Regions from separate parts of the Homo sapiens genome. Here region 2 is linked to region 1. Evidence: read pairs that join two places in POLR2A ChIA-PET (ENCODE). Cell type or tissue: IMR-90. All regions are shown on one strand.

Region 1 (2,500 bases):
GACATGGAAGAACTACATGATAACTAATACCAGAGAACTGTAAGGAATCTGAGCCAATACTCATCAACCACCCAGCACTATTCTAATGAAAACCACGTATCAGCCAAGCTGAGGAGCTGTAGAGTGAGAGTCCACCATTGACAAAAGCCTACACATCACCCTTGCAGCATCTAACAGATGGACATCTACTCATCCTCAAAAGCTTATTAAATCCCATATAAACTGCCTCTTGAGGACTTTCCAAGAAACTCATAAGTCCATGACACCCAGGGGAGCACTAGGTCAAGAAACGGAAGCCCTGAGCAACATGTGAACTTGAATGAGACTAGATAGTAGTTAAATCTGCCCCAATCGCAGGCACTTGGACTGGGTGGGTTCTATCTGACTATAGTTACCCAAGTAAGCACCCTTTAAGGCATTCGGCCTTAATGAGACTTGTTTTTGTCCATATATTATGAAAGTTTATACCATGTTTGTGAAGAAATGTATTTTCTAAGTTTCTAAATCAGTTCTCCTAGGAAAAAAGCTCTGAAATTGAAAGTCTTGGTTAGTCTTAGATTTGAATGAAGGGTTCATTAACAGCTCCCACTAGAACTCTATAAATACCCAGATGCGATAGCTACTAATTCCAGACAGTAAGCCAAGCATCTGAAACAACAACAACGAAAAACAGAGTAATACTTCCCTTTGGGTATATGGTATCTCTAAACATTTATGTGTTCTTCTCAAAGACAGTGTCTTTTTTTAGGGACTCAATACTATTGCATTTATAAACAAAGTTTAGAAGTTCTACTCAGGGCCTGCATTCTAGTTTGGTCTTCACCTGTATTTTATTTTTCGTTTTTTATAGAGACAGTATCTTCCTATGTTGCCCAGGCTGGTCTCAAGTTCCTGGGCTCAAGCCATGCACCCACCTTGGCCTCCCAAAGTGCTGAGATTACAGGCATGAGCCACCATTCCGAGCCTTCCCCTGTATTTTATAGCACTACATTGTCAGCTTAAAACCATGCCCTCCTTGTTAAGCTCCACTTCTCAAATTTAATAAACACATAAGAATCTGATGTCAACATTCCTATATGTATTTATCAAGGAGTTTTCTCAGAGAGGAAAAATGCTGTAATAGCTTTTTAAAAACAGAATAGGCAATGGTCCGGTAACAAATCTGTTGAACAAAGAATATAAGAGCGAGCTCAGGCCTTCCTTAACAGCAAGAAGAGATGCCACCTAACAAGACATCTGCTTACTCTTTAATGCTTATGATAGGACTATGTGTCCATGTGGCATTAGGCAAGAAAAATGATTCCAAGTGATGGCCTAGAGTTGATAAGGCCAACCACAACCACCAAGTCCTAAGTGGAATGTTGTGACTCAGAGGAAACAGAGTGGGGTGTAAATATGTGGGTCACAGACACTAACAGCAAACAGGCTGATGTATCTGAGGCAGCTCCTAATAAATTTCTGGCACCTTTTACAATCTTACCAAACTAGCTGTTTCAAACACAACAAATGTTTTGCCTAACTTAAATAGACTAAGTTATTAAGTCTGAATAAATGAGGAAGACTTGCTGCCATGATTATAGCTACAAACACAATCAGAATGTTGGTTAGGGCTTAAAGAAATTGCTGGGAGAAACATGCAACACAGGCGAAGTATTGAGAAGGAAGCTAGACAGAAGAGATGGTGAGGAACAAATGATAGTTCATCAATGCATTTAAGGTCAGAAAAAGAATTATAGACTTTAGGGCTTGAAAGAGTCTTTGAGATTATCTAACCCAAGTCTCTCTTTTTTAACATATGAAGGAAATAAAACCCAAGAAAATGTTAAGTTGTTCAATGTCACATGAGTTTTCTTTATTTCCTGTTTAGACTCTTTCCACTATACCATTTTGGCCTCCTCTACTTAACTTTCCCAAGGACAGGGATTCTACCCTTCTAGACTGTCCTTGTATTCCATAAATCCTTATTTGATGAAGGATTTCTGGGCATAAGCCCTGGCTCCTTAGGCTTCCTCTCTGCAAGTGAACCCTTTCCTTCCAGTTCCCATACACCACACAAAGCAAGCAAATACTAATGCAACACATTGCTCTTAACGACTTTACGGAGGAAGGAAATGAGTAGCAAGGTCTACTAGCAAATGATGTTCTTGTTCCAAAGATGAAGGAAGAGTTATGCAAACATCACCCTTTAGGGAAGCTAAAATTCACTCCAAGAGGAAGATGAAGGGCTACCATGCTACAAAACCAGTCTGCCAAATTAGGCCTGCTGGTGAGAGAAAAAGCCATACTATATGGTTGGTAAATATTCACACTGAGTGCCAGATGGGTGTTACACAAATATTAAGGGAGGAATCAATTTGAGAATGTCATATGGGTAACTTTATCTCATGTTTGATTATACAAATGCCCTTCATTGTTTCAGCAACTATTTATTGAGTACCTCCTACATGCCAAGCACTGCTGTAGACCTGTAGATACAGTGGTAGAAAAGCCAGGCCAGGTG
Region 2 (2,500 bases), 240 kb after region 1:
TAAAGAGAGAGAAATACATGTTTAAATTATAGCCTCCATAGGCCGGGCGCGGTGGCTCACGCCTGTAATCCCAGCACTTTGGGAGGCCGAGGCGGGCGGATCACGAGGTCAGAAGATCGAGACCATCCTGGCTAACACGGTGAAACCCTGTCTCTACTAAAAATACAAAAAATTAGCCGGGCAAGGTGGCGGGCGCCTGTAGTGCCAGCTACGTGGGAGGCTGAGGCAGGAGAATGGTGTGAACCCGGGAGGCGGAGCTTGCAGTGAGCTGAGATCGTGCCACTGCACTCCAGCCTGGGCAACAGAGCGAGACTCCGTCTCAAAAAAAAAAAAAAAAAAATTATAGCCTCCATATATGTAAATGAGAGTATGAGGATTTTAAAGACAGAGAAGAAGACAAACGGGAAAATATAGAGAAGAATGATACAAAAGAAATACATAACATCAATGATGATGGGGCCTACAGTTTAATAATCCCACACTATTTCCAAATCACAGAGAAAGTTTTCAAACATGGAATACAAGTTATGAGAAAACAAACCAGCTCACATTTTGGGGTATAAAACTCAGTGACTAAAGATGCCCTTGAAGTATATGGGCCAAATTCTATCTTTGAAAAAAAGGCATCTATAACTGGAAACTTGTTTTCAGCTACCTTTTACTGAAGGGGAAGAAAATAAATCAACTTATTTTAAGAATGTAAATATCCAAATTTTCCTTTAATAGTTTGATATTTACCCAATTGTCAGAGTGCAAAGCTCTCTCAAAGACTACTGAAATACTACTGACATCTCACTCAGTAACACTAGTAAATCATTTACTTTTTTTTTTTTTTTTTTTTTTGAGATGGAGTTTCACTCTTATTGCCCAGGCTGGAGTGGGATGGCATGATCTCGGCTCACTGCGACCTCCGCCTCACAGGTTCAAGCGATTCTCCTGCCTCACCCTCCTGAGTAGCTGGGACTACAGGTGTGTGCCACCATGCCCGGCTAATTTTTGTATTCTTAGTAGAGACGGGGTTTCACTATGTTGGCCAGCCTGGTCTCGAACTCCTGACCTCAGATGATCCACCTGCCTCAGCCTCTCAAAGTGCTGGGATTACAGGAGTGAGCCACCATGCCCTGGCCTCATTTACTCTTTTTAAACACTAAAGGAAAAAATTTTAAACACTGAAGTCTTAAAGCAATGAAGATTCTGATGGTTGTTACACCTCAAAAGCCTTATTCATAGTGTCTGGCATGTGGCAGATACATAATACATGTGTTAAAATTCTAAAATTTCATGCAGGGCACGGTGGCTCACGTCTGTCATTTCCACACTTTGAGAGGCCATGGCAGGCAGATCACCTGAGGTCAGGAATCCGAGACCAGCCTGACCAACATGGTGGAACCCCGACTTTACTAAAAATACAAAATTAGTCGGCCATGGTGTTGCGTGCCTGTAATCCCAGCTACTGGGGAGGCTGAGGCAGGAGAATCGCTTGGACTCGGGAGGCGGAGGTTGCAGTGAGCCAAGATTGCACCATTGCACTGCAGCCTGGGTGACAACAGCAAAACTCCATTTCAAAAGAAAAAAAAAATTCTAAAATTTCAGACATTAAGACATTTAATTTAGTCACAAGTTACAACTGTTCTTAGCTGTGAGATGTGAACTTCCCTAAATCAATAACAAACTGTCCTGGCCAGGCACTTTGAGCTCAGGCATTCGAGACCAGATGGGGCAACATGGCAAAACCCTGTCTCTACTAAAAATACAAAAATTAGCTGGGCGCAGTGTCACGTGCCTCTAATCCCAGCTATTCGAGAGGCTAAGGCAGGAGAATTGCTTGAACTTGAACCCGGGAGGCAGAGGTTGAGGTGAGCCGAGATTGCGCCACTGTACTCCATCCTGGGCGACAGAGTGAGACAATGTCTCAAAAAAAAAAAAAAAAAAGAAAAAGAAAAAGAAAAAAGGAAAAAACCTCTAAAGATCTACAAATCTATCAGAGTGCTGTCATCTGAGTGCCAAGAGAGATTATCACAGCTAGAAATAATCAAGATCTTTACATTTTAATGCTGACATCACAAACAATTAATACAAGTTTTCACTTAAAATGTTAAAAACAAGTAGGCCAGGTGTGGTGGCTCACGCCTGTAATCCCAGCACTTTGGGAGGCCGAGGACGGCGGATCACAAGGTCAGGAGTTCGAGACCAGCCTGACCAACGTGGTGAAACCTTGTCTCTAATAAAAATACAAAAATTAGCATCTCAAAAAAATTTTTAAAAAGTTAAAAAAAAGTAGACTGCAATAAAAAGTTTTTAAAATGTTTTTAAAAAAAAAAAGGTCAGGCACGGTGGTTCACGCCTGTAATCCCAGCACTCTGGGAAGCTGATGTGGGTGGATCACCTGAGGACAGGAGTTTGAGACCAGCCTGACCAACAAGATGAAACCCCGTCTCTACTAAAACTACAAAAATTAGCTGGGCGTGGTGGCATATGCCTGTAATCACAGCCACTCGGG

Evidence for each region. Peaks named below come from ENCODE experiments on the same cell type or tissue, not always from the same donor. Only the 100,000 strongest peaks of a DNase experiment are listed, where the experiment ranks them.
Region 2: POLR2A ChIA-PET joins it to region 1 with 13 read pairs; 2 of 35 experiments call an interaction of 5 or more read pairs at or near these places.

Annotation. Positions count from the first base shown.
Region 1 is chr4:128,337,679-128,340,178 of GRCh38, reverse strand. No RefSeq gene overlaps it. Among named protein-coding and RNA genes, the nearest start is that of PGRMC2, 51 kb to the right of the region's middle. In IMR-90, no CTCF peak of the experiment used is centred here; a DNase peak (open chromatin) is centred at 1,328; H3K27ac peaks cover 1,427 bases.
Region 2 is chr4:128,093,833-128,096,332 of GRCh38, reverse strand. All of the region lies in intron 7 of LARP1B (La ribonucleoprotein 1B), which reads right to left. Among named protein-coding and RNA genes, the nearest start is that of LARP1B, 34 kb to the right of the region's middle. In IMR-90, no CTCF peak of the experiment used is centred here; no DNase peak of the experiment used is centred here.